Regions from separate parts of the Homo sapiens genome. Here regions 2, 3, 4, 5 and 6 are each linked to region 1. The links are chromatin contacts, found by Hi-C or POLR2A ChIA-PET in ENCODE. All regions are on one chromosome and are shown on one strand. Each heading gives the region's core, a stretch centred on a gene start or an enhancer-like site at or near the end of the contact. The rest is flanking DNA. Distances are from core to core; before and after follow the strand shown.

Region 1 (2,700 bases), core at 2-2,501:
TCCTCCAGACATCTGGGCCCTGAGCTATGTTTTTTATTTTTATGTTTTTGAGACAAGGTCTCGCTCTGTAACCCAGGTTGGAGTACAGTGGCGCAATCACGGCACATTGCAGCCTCGACCTCCTGGGCGCCCTGGGCTATGTTAATAAAATAAATAAGCGGCGGGGCGCGGTGGCTCACGCCTGTAATCCCAGCACTTTGGAAGGCCAAGGCGGGCGGATCTCCTGAGGTCGGGAGTTCCAAACCACCCTGACCAACATGGAGAAACCCCGTCTCTACTAAAAATACAAAATTAGCCGGGCGTGGTGGCGCATGCCTGTAATCCCAGCTGCTCGGGAGGCTGAGGCAGGAGAATCGCTTGAACTCGGGAGGTGGAGGTTGCGGCGAGCCGAGATAGCGCCATTGCACTCCAGCCTGGGCAACAAGAGCGAAACTCCGTCTCAAAAAATAATAACAAAATAAGCAATCGTCGCGTCCTTTCTATCCTGGTCTTAGCTTGCGCTCTGCCATAAAACTCCCTCTAGCCGAACCCGGCCCAGCCCTAGAGCAATCCGTTACTTCCGGGGCGCTCAGCCGGCATGCAAACACTCTTGGCTACAGCCCCATCTCCGAGTGCGTTCGGCTATTTCCGGAAACCGTCGGCATCTAGGCTCAAGTCCGCTAAATTCTAGTGCCCGTAGGGGTCGAGATCGTTGGCTGTTTCCGGACGCTCTGGGTTGCCATGGAAACTCCTTCAACCCTGGCTTTCTCCGACTTCTGCTTTTTGCGGCAGGCCCTTTCCCCACTCTACTGCCCCCTGTTTGCTGAGCTTGAGAACGCCTCATTTGTCCCCTGGAACCATCTATGCTTCAGTAATTCCCATAAGCTGGCGGTCGCCTCTGGGTCTAAACTCCCAAGGCCTCCATTGGGCACTGAGCACATTCGGTTATTTCCAGAAACGCTCCGCGGTCTTGGGGATCAGCCTCAGTTGTGCCAGTGCGGCCGTAGAGAGTGTTCGGCCATTTCCGAAAGCGCTCGGGCGTCTCTAAGCCCAGCCGAGCCCAGTCTCGGATCCCTCGCCGACCCGATTGCACTCGGCTACCTCTGGAAACGCTCGGCTGTCTCGGGGGCACCCTCTAGTCCACCAGTCCCGCGGGATTACGTTCGGCTACTTCCGGAAACACTCGGGTGCCCCCTTACCTCAGGCTCCGCCTCGGCCTCGGTTCATCCGCCCGGCTCGAATGCGCTCGGGCATTTCCGCCGGGGGCGGGCCAGGCCGCTCGGAACCGTGGCGGCGGCGGAGGCGGGGATCCCGCGGCTGCGGCGACGGTGGCCGCGGTGGAGCCACGGGGCGGGCTTGGCTTGGTGTGACGGCGGCTGCGGCGGCGGTGGCGGCCGCGACCAGGTGAGTCCTGACTGGCCCTCGTGGCGGGGGCGGCTGGGAGTGTGCTTAAATGCGGGGCGCCCGGGGGCAGTGCCGGGCCCCGGTGGAAGCCAGAACGCAAGCGCCAGGCTGCGTCGGGCCCCGCGGGAACTGGGGGGGCCGCAGGCAAGGGGGGGCCTCGGGCTCGGCTCCGCAGCGGTGCAGCCTCCTTGGGACGGTCGGGGCAGAATGGGGAGAGACTCCCCGCGTCCAAGATACCGGACTGGAGCCGAGGCCCCAAATGAAGGGAGGCCCTGCCTGGAATGGGGCTTCGAATAGTACCGAGGGGCGCCCAGGCATTGTGCGGGGCAGAATGGGGTGCGGGAGGGCCGGGGGTCGAACCCACTTCCGGTCCCCTAGCCGGGTGGCCGGGTCCACGCAGACCCAAGTGCGCGTCTGTGTGAGCGCTCAGGCCCTGCCTTCACCCGCGGAGCCCCCAGCCCTGCCTGCCCCGCCCCTCCCGCCTCCCGGATTCGGGGAGCGCTGCTCCCGGGGCGCGCACACCGGGGCGTGGGGGCGGGCTGGCAGGCAGATCCAGGCGGTTTTCTGGGCATCCCCTCTCGGGGCCTCAGTTTCCCCACCTGTAGAATGAGGGTAACAGAGGCCTAGGAATGGGTAAATTGGGCACCCGAGAATGTGGCGCCCCTCCGCCCTGCTCGGACACCTCTTGGGGTTCCCCGTGACTGAAGGATGCTCAGAGCCTCCACCTGACACTCGGGCCTCTTGGTGGATAGCACCTATCCTTATAGCCACCCTGAATCCTTGACAAGCAACTTAACCCACTGCCAAGGCTTTGCATGTGCCGTTCCGTCTGCCTGTCGCGCCTTCCTATCCGCTGTGATGATCCATTCTCTAGAACAGCACGTCCATCCCCCGACCCTAGCCCTGTCCATCACAGGGCGTCTGAACCCGCAGGGCTAGGCTGGGAATGTGTGCCTATCTCCGCCTCCCCAGGCTGGGACTCCTGGGGAATAATCAATGCCCTGCTGCCGGCAGCCTCCCCTCCTCCTCAGCTGCAGTACCCCCACCTTCTCCTGGCTCCCTGTCCCTGCCTGGGGCTAAGGTTCCTTCTAAGCACCTCCCCATCTGCATTTTGTGCCTACTCTGGGCCCCAGGCTGGAGCTACCTGCCAGCCCACTCACTCCTCCTCTGCAGAGACTGGAGGTCCATTTGCTTGGACTCACCTCGAGGCCTTTGCTTGTGTAGAGGCCTCTTCCTGGACTTTGTTCCCTACCTCTTAGTTCAGCTGGCCTGACCCCTCTATGGAGCTCCCAAAGCACCCGGAGTGGCCTCCATTGC
Region 2 (2,836 bases), core at 45-2,544, 600 kb before region 1:
TTGTAGTCCCAGCTACTTGGGAGGCTGAGGCAGGAGGATCAGTTGAGCCCAGGAGGTTGAGGCTGCAGTGAGCCATGATCATGTGATCATGCCACTGCACTCTAGCCTGAGCCACAGAGTAAGACCCTCTCTGTGAAAATAATAATAAGCTGGGCGCGGTGGCTCACGCCTGTAATCCCAGCACTTTGGGAGGCTGAGGTGGGCGGATCAGGAGGTCAGGAGTTCGAGACCAGCCTGGCCAATATGGTGAAACCCCATCTCTACTATAAACAAAAATTAGCCGGGCGTGGTGGCGCGTGCCTGTAGTCCCAGCTACTCAGGAGGCTGAAGCAGGAGAATCGCTTGAACCCGGGAGGCGGAGGTTGCAGTGAGCCGAGATCGCGCCACTGTACTCTAGCCGGGGCAATGGAGTGAGACGCTGTCTCAAAAAAAAAAAAAAAGAAAATAATAATAATAATAATAATAATGTTCAGATGTATTTTTTAAAGTTTTTATTGTTTTTAAAAATAGAGGCACGGTCTTGCTATGTTGCACCACTGCACTCCAGCCCGGGCAACAAAGCCAGACTCCGTCTCAAAAAAAAAAAAAAAAAAGTGTGATACTAAGTCAATCAATTTGAAAATGCGGCTCTAGAGTATTGGAAAACAATCCCTTGACAGCGTTTCCATGAAAACATGGCCCTTGTCTCTGGAAGAGCTTGTGCCCAGAACGGTCCATTATCATGCCCTGGCTCTATTTTCACGCCAACCCTATAGGGTCTCTATGATCTCATTTTATAGATGGACAGACTGAGGCTCACATATAGCAAGCCCAAGGCGGGGACTGAATGTGACGCCAGGTCTGTGGACGTCATGACCTTTATTCTCCACAACCCTCAATGACATCCCTGTGAGATCCAAAACCAGGATGGCAAAACCCACGTTGCAGCAGAGGAAACTGAGGCTAAGGTCTCTTGGGTCCCAAACCAGGTCCTAAGTAGCCAAGTCCGCCTGGTGGCACAGCCCGGGTTTTATACATGGGGAAATTGGGCGGCGCATCTGGCGGAGGTCTCAGTGGTAGGAGGCGCCTGGAGGAAGCGCGGGTTCCTAACCCTAACGCTACCCCTAACATCCCTTCCACGCGCTCCGAGCGCTATGTGCCTTTAAGATCGGTGCGGGGGCGGGGCGTCCTGGGTAGGGCTGCAGGTGACGTCACTCCGGGCCTTGGGACTCGGAGAGCGTCTGGAGGCGGGGCCTGGACTTCACGCCCGGCGCGCTCCTCCCCTTTAAGGCGCGCGGCCGGGCGGGGCCCCTATGACCCCTTTAAGGCGCGGCCAGAGTCCTCCCGCAGAAAAACGACTTAAAGGAGACGCGTGGCGCGATGGCGGCGGCCCCACGCGCGGGCCGGCGGCGCGGGCAGCCGCTCCTGGCGCTGCTGCTTCTGCTGCTGGCGCCACTGCCGCCGGGGGCCCCGCCGGGCGCCGACGCCTACTTCCCCGAGGAGCGCTGGAGCCCGGAGTCGCCCCTGCAGGCGCCGCGCGTGCTCATCGCGCTGTTGGCGCGAAACGCGGCCCACGCGTTGCCCACCACGCTGGGCGCACTCGAGCGGCTGCGGCACCCGCGGGAGCGCACGGCGCTATGGTGAGTCGAGCCCGCTGTCCCCATCAGGCGGGTCACGCGAGCCCCTGCTTGCTGTCCCCATAGGGGTGGGTCCACGCGAGCCCCTGCCCGCTGTCCTCTTCTGGGCGGGTCCGCGCGTGCTTCCTGCTCGCTACCCCCATCGGGACGGTTCTACGCATGCCCCTGCCCGCTGCCCCCATCGGGACGGGTCCACGCGTGCCCCCTGCCTGCTGTCCTCCCATGGGGCCAGACACAGCCCTCCCCACAACACAAGCGGGACCGAGTTCCTCCTGCTGGCTCCTTTGGGGTGGGCTGGGCACCGCTTCTGCCTGCTGGACCCTACTAGGGCAGCTCCGGCCTCACTAACTGGGGCTCTAACTCCCTCTGGGGCACGTACACCTCCAAAGGACGGAGCCCAGAGCCCCCACTGGGGCGTTGCCAGAGGCCACATCTAACAGCAAGCCTTTCTGTGCCGGCTGCTGCCCTTAAGCTTGAACTCAGCCTGGCTCCAGGCCCCAGTCAAACCCCTGCCCTCAGACCGGCGTGGGTGGAGTCCAGGACCAGATGGCCCAGGAGGAAGTGGATGCTTTCTTGGTAGGGAATGGGGCAGAGCTCTGAAGAAACCTTTGACTGGTGACTTCTCACTCCCTGCCTCAGTTTTCTCAAATGGAAAATGGGTCCGGGTGCAGTGGCTCACGCAGTAATCCTAGCAATTTGGGAGGCCAAGGTAAGCGGGTCACTTGAGCTCAGGAGTTCGACACCAGCCTTGCCAACATGGCAAAACCCCGTCTCTAGAAAAAAAATACAAAAATTAGCCAGGTGCGGTGGTGTGTGCCTGTAGTCCCAGCTATTCAGGAGGCTGACGCAGGAGAATCGCTTGAGCCCAGGAGTTCGAGGCTGCAGTGACCTATGATTGCACCACTGCACTCCAGCCTGGGCTACAGAGTAAGACCTGCCTCTAAAAAAAGAAAAAGAAAAGAAAATGAGCGTATTAATATAATTCTCTTTTTGGGTTTGTCTCTGAAGATTATCCAGTTAATGGATGTGGAGCCCTTGGGTCTGGCATGGGCTTGGCTCTCAGTGATTTTATTATCATGATTACTGTCATTGCTGGTGTTATTGTCAACTTAATTTATTGGGCAGAATTAGCTTTTGGCACTACGGTCAAACTAAACTCCCAAATGTCGCTTTTCCTTCCACCTGATTTCTCAGTCTGGATAATCCAAATACACAATTGG
Region 3 (3,014 bases), core at 87-2,586, 910 kb after region 1:
GATGGCAGGTGTCTCCCTAAACTGCCGGCATTTTTCTGCACTTCACAGAGGAGCTGAGGCTCACAGGCCGCACATGACCTGCTCAGGGTCAAATGCTTTCACCAGATAATTAAAATGAGAGCTGAGTTGTAAATTTTCCCAGGGAAGCAACCCCAGAGAGGAAAGATCAAGGCATAGGAATCATTTTCCCCCCTCTTTTCCAAATGAAACAGCTGAGGCTCACAAGGGCTTTTGCCCAAGGTTGTGTGGTGGGCCAGTGATTGGACAAGGATTCAAACCCAGGTCTCTGAGGCCCCCAGTGGCTCTTCTCTGACACACTCTTTCCAAAAAGCAGGCTGCTCTAGATTCATTCTCTGGTTTAGCAACCAGAGAATGCTGTGTAACCTTGGGCAAGGAGCTTGACCTCTCTGTGCTCTGGTTTCTGTAAAAGGAGCCAGTGGTCTCTCTGACCTCATGGGATTGTGGTTAAGATTCAGTTAATTCAAAAAAAGACTTGGCAGGGAGAAGGCCCAACAGGGATGTCACTGGATACCGTGGCGGGGAAAGCTGGGACGCAGAGAGGTCAGACACTCAGAAAACCACGCAGCGCGTTTCAGTAGGATTCCGCCCCTTATTTCCATGTCTTCACACCACCTCGAGATGGAGAGGGCAGTTCAGAGTGACCTCCAGCGAATCTGCCCTCTCCGTGTCGTCTGCAGGGGATTAGTGGGGAGTAAGGGGATAGAGAATTATCCAGGAGTCCTTCAGCCTTGATGGTCCAAGTTCACATCCGCTTCTGTGCTAGGTGGCCAGAGGGCGGGCTCTACACGAGAGCCTCAGGGGACCCTGCGCCAGGCGTCCGAGGCCACGTCGGGTTGCCGCGCTCCGGGTCGGACTGCACCTTGAACGCTCCAGCCCTCCCCTGGGGGCGTACCGCCCACGGCCGCTGCGACTGGCCGCGGGGCCTGCCAGTCTTCGGCTTTGCGGCCAATCCCGGTCTCCCCCCAAGCTACGCCCTCCGTTCCTCTCGCCTCTGCCCCACCGGTAGCGCCAGTTTCTTCGTAGCCCCGCCCCTGGCCCCCAGCGATTGGCCGACAGTTCTGCCTGTTTTCTGCCAAGATTCCAATCCTCGCCTGCCTCCAGGCCCTCGCCTCCCAGCGCCTAGCACCCTGAGGGACCACTCAGGCACCCCAGGCCTCTCCCAATAGCCCCACCTCTGCCAATCAGCGATTGGCTTTAGGGGCTGCCCATCTGCTTCATACTCGCCAATCACTGTCGCTTCCAGCGCTGACTGGCCAGGGAGCAGCCAATCGGGGCGTGGCGTGGACCCCTCCCGTGGCGCGCTCTGGGGGTGCGCGAGGCGGGGCCGTGGCGGCTGGAGGTAGCGGCGGCGGCGACGCGTCCGGGCCGGTGAGGGGGCGCGGGGGGCGCCGGGGGGGCCCAAGCGTCAGCGGCCCGCGCCTGTCGGGCTGAACTGAGGTGAGGCACGGGTCCTGTCATGGATCCCGGGGCGAGGGGCGGATGAGGCGGGGCATGACAGTAGCGTCGCGAGGGCAGGAAGAGGTTAAAGACCCCCCCCAACCCCACACTCCACGTCTACTGCCCCCTGGGGGCTACTGCATCCAGGTTTGAGCCCGTCACCCGCAGTCCACGCACGCCTGACACCACGTCCCTTTTCGTTGACATCCCCCATACACTTTAGACTGTCCTTGCTGACATCTCCCACACCCCTGGGGCCTTGTCCCCGGCGCCCCGCACAGCTGGGTCTGACATCCCCCTCACACACCTGACACCGCGCCCCCACTCACGAACACCCGCCCCCACTCACGAACACCCCCCACATCACCTGAGTCTGTCCTTGTCGATGACACCCCCACACCCACACCTGAGCCTGTGACTCCTAACTCATGGCCTCGCAACTCACACCTGGACCTAGTCCCGTCCCCCACTGCCTTTCCTCATATCCAGGTATCTGCTCGCTACTCTCGTGCCCACTCCCCCAGCAACCTGTGTCTCTCTTCTCAGGGACCTTCCCCCTGGCACCTGCCCTCTGCCCTGGCAGCCCCACACCTCTGTCTCCCCCTTTTCTCTCTCCCACCTTGGGCTTTCTTCCACGTGCACCTGTGTTCGCACACCCTCTGTAATAATCCCCCCGAATCCCCCAGGTCCTCCAATAGTCCCCCAAGCCTTGGTATCTCAGGATCGCTGCACCCTCCCCTCCCCAAACAAAAGCTTACCCCAGTGTTCATTTCTAACAGTGCTTGACAGTCTATAAAGTGATTTCCGGACCTTAGAATAATCCCATCTGTCAGACCAAACCGGAATCATCTCCATTTTACCAGCCACAGACCTAAACCACTTGAATGCTAGAGGCAGAGCCTATTCTACCCTGGGCATCGCTGACCCTCTGCTGTGGACCCACCGCGTTTGGGCCCATCTGTTATGTTTATCTCAGAGGGATTGGCAGGAGTCGTGACTTTGACTGGGTCCGGAAAGGCTTAGCTGGAAGGGACGGCCCCTCTGCCAAGCGTGTGTCTCGGAGTCCTGGGGCAGGCTGGCGGTGGAGACGCTGCCGGAGGAGGGGGGCTCATCATCTTGGGTGCCTCCTGCAGGATGCCGGAGAGGGGGTTGCCGGGGCCGGGGCTCCCAGCTCTTGCAGACCCGGGACCCCTCTCCGACACTCCCTGGGCCCTTGAAGCCGATAAAGAGTAAGGAAACACTCTTTAGAGTGAGGCAAACTAATGTTTCAGCTGTTTAAAGCTAACCTGCAAAACGAGCCTGGGTGGTGCTAGGAATGATTCTTCTGGAATTTTTTAGTTCCCTTGAGTCTGATTTGCAAGCATGCAGCATAGAAGGAGGACAGTGGCTTTGTTGTTGAAAAGCAATAACGTGCCATTTCCTGTAAGGCTCCTGGAGCGTTTCTTACCCCCTCCCACCGCTCCCTGCAAAGACGGTACCAGAATGTTTCAGAGGGTCATGTCACCTTCAGCTTCTCCTGTGGAAACTGAAGCCATTTGGGTTTTCTGTCCAACTTC
Region 4 (2,831 bases), core at 172-2,671, 880 kb after region 1:
AGAGTAGGAAGGGTGGGACCACAACCCTCGCAAATCGTGGTTAGGAAAGAAGAGATCAATCTTTTTTTTTTTTTTCTTCCTTTTTTTGAGACTCTCCCTGTTGCCCAGGCTGGAGTGCAGTGGCATGATCTCGGCTAACTGCAACCTCCGCCTCCTGGACTCAAGCAATTCTCCTGCCTCAGCCTCCTGAGTAGCTGGGATTACAGGAGTCCGCCACCGCATCCGACTAATTTTTATATTTTAGGTAGAGATGGAGTTTCACCATGTTGGCCAGGCTGGTCTTGAATTCCTGACCTCAAGTGATTCGCCCGCTTCGGCCTCCCAAAGTGCTGGGATTCCAGGCCGTGAGCCACTGCGCCTGGCCCAGGATCACTCTTTTCCCATTCACAGACTCAGCAGGGCACAGAGGCTCTGAGAACTTCCTTCCCTTCTAAAAGAAGCCTCTTGACAGTGAGTGGCGGGACCCCCAACCAATGACAATGAACTAGTGACAGTTCATTCTGCGCTGGGTCCTTGCGCGATCTCCCAACCACCCACTGAAGAGGCGGGTCCTGTTATGAATGACATTAGGGTGAGGAGGCAAAGGGAGACAGACTCAACGACCCATTCAAGACCAGACAGCCCAGATTTGAACCTGGCAAAAAGGGTATTCGTGCATCCAAAGCCCCGAAGAATGAGTAAAAAGATTAAGCAACATTTTGGGGTCCAGGGGCTGCATCCTTAACCATCAAGATATCCCGCTTCGCAAAACCTCCAACTTCAAGAGACAACCCGTAGGGTCCATTTCCCATCACGATCACCGCCTCCCCCACCCGCCTCCCCCAGTCCCATCCTTCAGCCCTTTTCCCGGGGCGCCCCCTTGTTCTCTGCTGGCAAAGGGCAGGGTTCCCGGGTCAGGTGACCCAGGTTCAAATCACACGATTCTAAGCTTTCTGTGCTTCCGTTTCCCCACCTATGGAATGGGCAGCCAGTAAAGGGGCTGGTGTGGGGGCTGAACCGGTTCTAAAGAGGGCAAGGGCCCGATGCAGCGCTGGGCGCCGTTATCTCCTCCCGAGCGGGGGCCGCTCCGAGTTCGGGAGGAATGAATGAACGACTGAACCAATGAGCCTTTGTGGACGCGGCCCGCCGTCTCCCGGCCTCTGCGGGCGAGGAAATGGGGGCGCCGGGCCCGGGAGGCCGCAGCCGGCCACCCAGGCCAACCCGGCGGGGACGCGGCCGCCGCCGCAGCCAGAGGGCCGAGCCTGCGACGCCATCACGGAGCCCGGGGCGGGCCCCCAAGGCCGAGCCCGAGCTTCCCACCCCGGGAGCCACCCACCGACGACGCCAGGGCCCGGGCCTCACCCCGAGACCACCGCGCGCGGAGCCACCCCCGCCGCCGCCTCAGGCTCCTCACCCGCCGCCGCCGCCGCGCGAGGCGGGGACATGCAAATGAACCAACGGTCTCCGCAGCGCCGCGCCGCGCAGGCGCAAGCCGCCGCCGAGTCCTGGTGCGCAGGCGCGGGCCGCCGCGGCCCGGCTCTCTTGCGCAAGCGCGCTGTCCGCTTCTTCTGGGCGGACGCTCTGGAGGCAAAACATTTCCCTGCTGGGGGCGGCGACCACCGTGAGCGTCCCGGAAGGGGCGGCAAAGACGCCTCCGTCGCGCACGAGGTGGCCTCGTTGGCTTTACCTTGGTTCGCGGTCGTCCTTGGTTATCGTGAGCGTCCGCGAGTCTCTGGGAGGCCAAGCCTAGGGGCGCCACAGCGCCTGCGCGCGTACGGCGGCCGGAAGGGGCTAGAGGCGGCTCCCTGGGTGACAACCGCGCGCCCCACCTTTCCCCACGTGGCCGCGAAGACCGGGTGAGACGCTGCGGCTGCCGAGGCCTGTCCCGCGCGGAGTGGGGAGTGGGGGTGCCGCAGGGTCGGGCTGGCGCGACCCTCGGGTACGTGGTTTGGGGGGAAAAAAAAAATGAAAGAATTTTACAGAAGCCGCCTGGGGACAAAATCCTCGGCTTCCCTGGCATTCGCTTTATTTTCATTCATTTTATTTATTCATTCAGCACCTGTGCACTGAGTGCCTGCTGCGTGTCGGGCCCCGTCCTAGGCAGTGGGGACAAGGAGGCTACAGGGTACAAATAAATGAGTGAACGATGTTGCTCTAGATACAGGTAATGGTGTGCAAATAATAACAGAGTGATGGGACGGGAAAGCAGGGCTGCTCTTTATCTAGAAGTGGTTTTGAAGGCTGTCTCTTGAGTGCTGGGAAGGATGAGAAAGGCGGGGAAGAGGAACTTGGAAGGCTTAGATAGAGAAGGTGCGGATAAGGAGGCTGGGTTTTGTTCTGAGAGGGTTGGGAAGCCACTACCGGGCTTTGAGCACGTGAGTGAGGTGGAGTCTAGGCTCTGGGAGTGGCAGGTGACGCCGCCCTTAGGGGAGGCTGGTGTTTGAACCAGAGTGGGTGTGGCTGGTAGAGGGACATGTGGATGGAGTCTTTTAGAGTCCCCAGCATGTCATGGCACACGTTTAATTTTCTTTTGAGACGGAGTCTTTCTCTGTCGCCCAGGCTAGAGTGTAGTGGCATGATCTTGACTCACTGCAACCTCCACCTCCCGGGTTCAAGGGCTTCCCCTGCCTCAGCCTCCCGAGTAGCTGGGACTACAGGTGCGCAACACCGCACCTGGCTAAATTTTGTATTTTTTTTTTTTTTGAAACGGAGTCAAAAGGAGTTCAAGCGATCTCCTGCCTCAGCCTCCTGAGTAGCTGGGATTACCGGTGTGCACTATCTTGCCTGGCCTTTTTTTTTTTTTTTGAGACGGAGTCTCGTTCTGTCACCCAGGCTGGAGTGCAGTGGCGCAA
Region 5 (3,000 bases), core at 239-2,738, 840 kb before region 1:
GTTAGAGGTGAGGACACAGGTGGGCAATGAAGACCGCAGGTGCCCATAAATGGGGCCAAGGAGGTGGGATTGAATACTAGGGAGTTACGGGAGGTGGTTGAGCAAGACGGTGTCGAGGAGGAGCTAGGGAGTGTTATGGTTCTTATCTTCTAGGGCTGCTTTAAAAACGTAATAAACACAAGAAGATGCCGGCACGATGGCTCCCAGAACTTTGGGAAGCCAAGTCTGGAGGATTGCTTGAGGCCAGAAGTTCGAGACCAGCTTGGGAAACATAGCAAGACCCCTGTGTCTTTTTTTTTTTTTTCTTTTGAGAGGGAGTTTAGCTCTTGTTGCCCAGACTGGACTGTAGTGGCTTAATCTCGGCTGACTGACACCTCCGCCTTCTGGTTTTAAGCGATTCTCCTGCCTCAGCCTCTTGAGTAGCTGGGATGACAGGCGCCCGCCACCACGCCCGGCTAATTTTTGTATTTTAGTAGAGATGGGGTTTCACCATGTTGGCCAGGCTGGTCTCAAACTCCTGACCTCGTGATCCGCCCGCCTCGGCTTCCCAAAGTGCTGGGATTGCTGGGATTACAGGCGTGAGCCACCGTGCCCCGCCTTTTTTTTTTTGAGACAGAGTCTCCCTCTGTCCGCCAGGCTGGAGTGCAGTGGCGCGATCTCAGCTCACTGCAAGATCCGCCTCACTCACGGTTCACGCCGTTGTCCTGCTTCGGCCTCCGGAGTAGCTGGGACTACAGGCGTCCGCCACCACGCCCGGCTAATTTTTTGTATTTTTAGTAGAGACGTGGTTTCACCGTGTTAGCCAGGACGGTCTCGATCTCCTGACCTCGTGATCCACCCGCGTCGGCCTCCCAAAGTGCTGGGATTACAGGCGTGAGCCACTGCGCCCGGCTGGCTTTTTTTTTTTTTTTTTGAGACTGATTTTCGCTCTTGTTGCCCAGGCTGGAGTGCAATGGCACGATCTTGGCTCACTGCAACCTCCGCCTCCCGGGTTCAAGTGATTCTCCTGCCTCAGCCTCCCTACTAGCTGGAATTACAGGCGCAGAGATGGGGTTTCACCATGCTGGCCAGGCTGGTCTCGAACTGCTGACCTCAGGCGATCTACCCGCCTCGGCCTCCCAAAGTGCTAAGATTACAGGAGTGAGCCACCGCACCCGGCCGAACCTCGCATCTTAAAAACACACAGACACACAAAAGCTCTAGAGAGCCTCGCGGAGCTGTAAACTACAGCTCCCAAGAGACTTCGCGGCCGAGGCCTCCGCCCACTTCCGGATCTCACTTTCATTGCTTCCAAGTACCGGGAGGTGCTTTGCTTCTTCAACCGAACTTGACCACAATGGGAGGAGGCGTGGCAACCAATGGGCGCATGAGTTAGCTGGATGCGGCCAATGGAAGCGTGCAAAGCGCTCCTATGTGGGGGCGGGGCTAGACTGCACACCAATGACAGGGAGGTGGTGGCGCCATCAGTGTGGGCTGTGCCGTGGCTGGAAGTTACTGTGAGGCGGCGGCTAAGAAGGCGGCTCTGGTGGCGGCGGTGGAGGCTGAGGCGGCGGCCGAGGCGGCGACGGAGGAAACAGAAGATGGTGAGGATGGCCTCCAGGCCCCCACTCCCCCTCTGCTAGACAAAATGGCGCTGTGGTCCCACCCACCTCTAGTATCCCCCTAGGCCCCTCTCCGTTCTGCCCGGTCCCCTCAGGTCCGGCCCGCCCCTCCCACTCACCTGTGACCTTCGACCCCCGGACCCTACCGAGAGCTTCCTGCTGATCCCACTGCCACTCCTTCTCCGACCCCTGACCCCATCCAGGATACCAAGCCCTGACAACTCATTCATTTCCGGGTTGCGGCTCCCCCCGGAAATCGTCTGGGGTGGGGATGGGGTCCCGTAAGACCCCCTGGTCTGGCCTCGTTCTCAGCACGCCGGACCTGGATCTCTTCAGTTCAGGAGAATTTGGGAGGCCGGCCTGGGCCCCGGGGCGGGGGAGGGGGCTTGGCACCGCGATATGCAGGGCTTTGTCGCCAAAGGAAGTGCGACATCGCCGATTGTCCCGGTTCCCCGGGCCCTGACCCCACCTCCACCATTCTGGGCCCTTACCCGCCTCTAAGAATGAAAAACTTTTATCTCCGATCCGCATGGATTGTCCCTGTGAAATGAGGGTAGCAGTAGTCTGAACCTCTTAGGGTGGTGACAATTTAGGTAACTGACGTCGTAAAGGACTCAGGATAGTGAATGCTCAACAGATGAGCTGGGTGACTCGAGGCCAGTGACGTTCTCTTCTAGCTGTCCCCTCATTATGAAGTGTGGATCGTCCCCACCTGGCTGTTGGAAGGTTGAAATTCCTTCAGGGTTCCTCAGTCATCCTGGAATTTGGGTCTGGTGGTTCTTCGGGGTTCAGTCTCCCCACCTGAAAAGTGGGATGGTGACCCACCCTCAGAGTGGAACTAAAGCCTCTCCACAACCCCCATTAGTTGGCATCCTGAGGGCTGGGAAGGGTGATGGGAAGCTTGGTCAAGATACCTCAAGTCTCCTTTGTCCCCTGACCCAGAGTCCCAGCCCACAATCCACAGTCCTTGGGATGTGGTGGGGATGAAAGGAAGACTCCCTTTCAGGAAGGAAATGGGAAGGTGGGTTCCTAGTGTGCGGGTCCCCAAGCCTGGGAGTTGTCCTTGATACCTTGGTACAGTCTCATCCCTACAGCCAATCATAAGTGGATTAGATTGTCTCTGCCTTCTGAACACACCTGAATTCATCCATGGCTTCATGCCCTGTTGCAGGTACTGCCACTTCCCACCTGCATACCTGTCCCAGCTTCTTCCCTGGTCTCCTAGCCTTGCTCTCACCCCTTTGGCAGTTCATAATTCACCTGAACCAGAAGGAACTTTTTTTTTGGAGTCAGGGTCTCACTCTGGCGCCCAGACTGGAGGCTCAAGAGATCCCCACACCAGGCTCATTTTTGTACTTTTTGGAGAGATGGGGATTCCCTATGTTGCCCAGGCTGGTCT
Region 6 (2,961 bases), core at 223-2,722, 640 kb before region 1:
GTAAATTTGAAAGGGATTACATTGCATCCGTAGACCAATTTGTGGAGTACTGCCATCTTAACAATATTATACTTTCCAATCCATGAACGTGGAATGTCTTACCATTTATTTAGATCATCTTTAATTTTTTTTTTCACCAAAGTTTTAGTTCTTTTGCTTGTTTCGAGACAGGGTCTCACTCTATTGCCCAGGCTGGAGTGGAATGGCAGGAACACAGCTCACTGCAGCCTTAGTCTCCTGGGCTCAAGTGATCCTCCCACCACAGCCTCCCAAGTAGCTGGGACCACAGGCAGCTGCCACCGGGTCCAGCCTTGGCTTCCCAACGTGCTGGGATTACAGCTGTGAGCCACCAAGCCCAGCTACAGCTCTCAAGAAGTACAGTCTTGTACTTCTTTTATTAAATTTATGCCTACTTTATACTTTATGATGCTATGGTAAATGGAATTGTTTTCTTAATTTGCTACTGATTTTAAAATCCACTACCTGTGTGAGTTGAACTGCGCTTACACACATCACTGAAATATCCCACTCTCAGAAGTGGCCCAGCCTCCCCAGGCCCACCAGGCCTTCTTCCCCTTCCAGCCCTCTGTCCAGGCAAGAACTCGATTGGAGGCCTTTCTGGGCACTCAGAGGGACACACCACCACACTAGGAGGGTTAGCTTAAAAAATTCAACAAGCATGGCCAGGCGCAGTGGCTTTCGCCTGAATGCTACCACTTTGGGAGGCCGAGGCAGGAAGATCGCTTGAGCCCAGGGGTTCAAGATCAGCCTAGACCATATAGCAAGAGCCCGTCCGTCCGGAAAATGTAAAAAAAAAAAAAAAAAAAATTCAACAAGCATATTTTCATCCCCTACTTTTTTTTGAGATGGAGCCTCGCTCTGTCGCCCAAGCTGGGGTGCAGTGGCACGATCTCGGCTCACTGCAACCTCCGCCACCCCGGTTCAAGCGATTCTCCTGCCTCAGCCTCCCGAGTAGCTGGGACTACAGGCGCCCGCCACTACGCCCGGTTAATTTTTTGTGTTTTCAGTAGAGACGGGGTTTCACCGTGTTAGCCAGGATGGTCTCGATCTCCTGACCTCGTGATCCGCCCGCCTCGGCCTCCCAAAGTGTTGGGATTACAGGCGTCAGCCACCGCGCCCGGCGGTGCAGGAATTTTAAAACTCACCAAAATACGCCCTCCTTCAGAAAATCCCTGCCACCTCGATAGGACGTCCTCTTCTTGAGCTCCCCTCTCCGGCCCTCCCTGATACAGCAAGGTTGAGCATTCGGGCACTGGCTTCCCGAACTCACTTCGACTCAGGCACAGCAGGCAAAGATTCAATGGGTAGGGCCGGACCGACTGCCCGACCTTCGCGGTGCTTCACTTGCCTCACTGCGCATGTGCCAAAGACAATCACCCAAAGTACTCGAAACCAAGCGGCAGGGCCGGCCCTTGCGCAGGCGTACTAGCGACGGCCGTAGGGAGCGCTTCCTCCTCCCCGCCGCCGCCCTCGCCATGGCCGCGCCGGCCCCGGGCCTCATCTCGGTGTTCTCGAGTTCCCAGGAGCTGGGTGCGGCGCTAGCGCAGCTGGTGGCCCAGCGCGCAGCATGCTGCCTGGCAGGGGCCCGCGCCCGTTTCGCGCTCGGCCTGTCGGGCGGGAGCCTCGTCTCGATGCTAGCCCGCGAGCTACCCGCCGCCGTCGCCCCTGCCGGGCCAGCTAGCTTAGCGCGCTGGACGCTGGGCTTCTGCGACGAGCGCCTCGTGCCCTTCGATCACGCCGAGAGCACGTACGGCCTCTACCGGGTGAGAGCTACGGGGGCCGCCGGGGATCACGCCGAGAGGGCCACAGCCACCGCCTACACCCCGGCTACGGAGGCCGCCGGGGGCCATGCCGAAAGGGCCGCGCCCACTGTCTGCACCTCGGCTACGGGGGCCACTGGGTATCATGCCAAGAGGGCCGTGCCCACTGCCTGCACCTCGGCTACGTGGGTCGCTGGGGGTCATGCCAAGAGGGCCGCGCCCACCGGTTGCCCTCGGCTACGGGGGCCACTGGGGGTCATGCCGAGATGGTCACGCCCACTGCCTGCACCTCGACTACGGGGGCCGCTGGGGGTCTAGCCGACAGGGCTCGCCCGCCTCCTGAACCCCGCCTACAGTGGGTCCCGCAGGACCTCACTGCGCCCTCTGCCTTTATCTAGGCAGGGCTAGAAATGGTCTACTTGCAGTCCGTCTTCCTGCTTCATCCGGTGGCCAGGCAGAGGGAACGGCACGGGCAAGGGCCTGGAAGGGAATCCGAGTGGCCCATGTCAAACGATGCCCATAACTCAGCCCCGTAGCGGACGGGGGCACGAGGAATCAGGTGTAGAGCCTGAATCTCAGGGTCCTGATCTCTAACCCCAGCGAGTTCTCGGGGATCCCTGGGCAGCTTTGCCGCTCTGATGGCTCTGCTTCCAGGCTGTTCATCTTTGGCTTTGAGCCTCAGGATTCTATAGAATCAGAGGAGCGCGCTCTTTTAAAGACAGGGTAACTGAGGCTTGGAGGAGCCTTGGCCTGGCCGAGGGAAGAGTGGGAGGGGCGGGCTCAAAGGCCAGGAACCTCAAGTCACTTGAGTCTGGCAGCGTCAAGGGACACCCCATGCTGGGTGTGCCGTCTTCTCTTTGCATAGAATCTTGAGCTGATGATGGTTTTGTGGGTTTTTTATTAAGAGAAAAGGCTTACTGAACGCTTTATATGCATCAATTCATGAGTCCGTACCACAGCCTATGAGATGTTACACTCATTTCACAGATGGAGAAACTGAGGCCAGAAGAGGTGAGCTTACCTGCCCAAGGCATCTAGTGACCAGAGGGGCAGCCAGGGTGTGATCCTGCCTCATCTGACTTCGTAGTTGGGTACACATTTAACTTCCGCCTTCCTGTGTGTGTTTTCCAAGAGCATCATTAAAAAGTTTTGGCCGGGTGCGGTGGCTCACGCGTGTAAT

Evidence for each region. Hi-C counts contacts between places; a loop is a spot of excess contacts on that map. ChIA-PET counts read pairs that join two places held with the same protein, here RNA polymerase II (POLR2A). Pooled maps may share reads with other maps.
Region 2: a loop to region 1 is called in a pooled map, with 13 times the contacts of the local background. The contact joins the promoter of COLGALT1 here to the promoter of PIK3R2 in region 1. A Hi-C loop is called at or near these places in 9 of 50 pooled maps.
Region 3: a pooled map shows a loop between it and region 1 (8-fold over the local background). The contact joins the promoter of SLC25A42 here to the promoter of PIK3R2 in region 1. A Hi-C loop is called at or near these places in 3 of 50 pooled maps. POLR2A ChIA-PET finds 5 or more read pairs at or near these places in 2 of 52 experiments (B cell and PC-3).
Region 4: a loop to region 1 is called in a pooled map, with 13 times the contacts of the local background. The contact joins the promoter of SUGP2 here to the promoter of PIK3R2 in region 1. A Hi-C loop is called at or near these places in 6 of 50 pooled maps.
Region 5: a pooled map shows a loop between it and region 1 (8-fold over the local background). The contact joins the promoter of DDA1 here to the promoter of PIK3R2 in region 1. A Hi-C loop is called at or near these places in 8 of 50 pooled maps.
Region 6: a loop to region 1 is called in a pooled map, with 8 times the contacts of the local background. The contact joins the promoter of PGLS here to the promoter of PIK3R2 in region 1. A Hi-C loop is called at or near these places in 4 of 37 single-sample maps with no recorded cell type and 6 of 50 pooled maps. POLR2A ChIA-PET finds 5 or more read pairs at or near these places in 1 of 52 experiments (A549).

What each region holds. Positions count from the first base shown.
Region 1 is chr19:18,151,912-18,154,611 of GRCh38, forward strand. It overlaps PIK3R2 (phosphoinositide-3-kinase regulatory subunit 2), which reads left to right and starts at 1,252. Exons shown (of 16, transcript NM_005027.4): 1 at 1,252-1,383. RefSeq lists enhancers at 3-82, 625-1,517, 823-1,102 and silencers at 1,213-1,592, 1,903-2,122.
Region 2 is chr19:17,554,355-17,557,190 of GRCh38, forward strand. COLGALT1 (collagen beta(1-O)galactosyltransferase 1) reads left to right here and starts at 1,295. Exons shown (of 12, transcript NM_024656.4): 1 at 1,295-1,619. The coding sequence starts at 1,360. It also overlaps a transcript of NIBAN3 not described here. RefSeq lists a silencer at 1,373-1,462.
Region 3 is chr19:19,062,658-19,065,671 of GRCh38, forward strand. It overlaps SLC25A42 (solute carrier family 25 member 42), which reads left to right and starts at 1,337. Exons shown (of 8, transcript NM_178526.5): 1 at 1,337-1,458. It overlaps LOC124904655 (a long non-coding RNA gene), which reads right to left and starts at 868. Exons shown (of 3, transcript XR_007067160.1): 1 at 533-868. RefSeq lists silencers at 809-978, 1,239-1,508.
Region 4 is chr19:19,032,096-19,034,926 of GRCh38, forward strand. It overlaps SUGP2 (SURP and G-patch domain containing 2), which reads right to left and starts at 1,422. Exons shown (of 11, transcript NM_001017392.5): 1 at 1,342-1,422. ARMC6 (armadillo repeat containing 6) reads left to right here and starts at 1,508. Exons shown (of 9, transcript NM_001199196.2): 1 at 1,508-1,835; 2 at 2,036-2,143. The coding sequence starts at 2,115. RefSeq lists an enhancer at 154-655 and silencers at 582-661, 1,082-1,511.
Region 5 is chr19:17,308,075-17,311,074 of GRCh38, forward strand. It overlaps DDA1 (DET1 and DDB1 associated 1), which reads left to right and starts at 1,489. Exons shown (of 5, transcript NM_024050.6): 1 at 1,489-1,583. The coding sequence starts at 1,581. RefSeq lists enhancers at 792-1,353, 1,075-1,264, 1,354-1,917 and a silencer at 1,705-1,804.
Region 6 is chr19:17,510,177-17,513,137 of GRCh38, forward strand. PGLS (6-phosphogluconolactonase) reads left to right here and starts at 1,473. Exons shown (of 5, transcript NM_012088.3): 1 at 1,473-1,784. The coding sequence starts at 1,497. It overlaps PGLS-DT (PGLS divergent transcript), which reads right to left and starts at 1,713. Exons shown (of 3, transcript NR_147835.1): 1 at 1,167-1,713. RefSeq lists enhancers at 319-976, 977-1,633, 1,201-1,450, 1,944-2,238, 2,201-2,460 and 1 more and silencers at 1,511-1,640, 1,651-1,700, 1,944-2,238.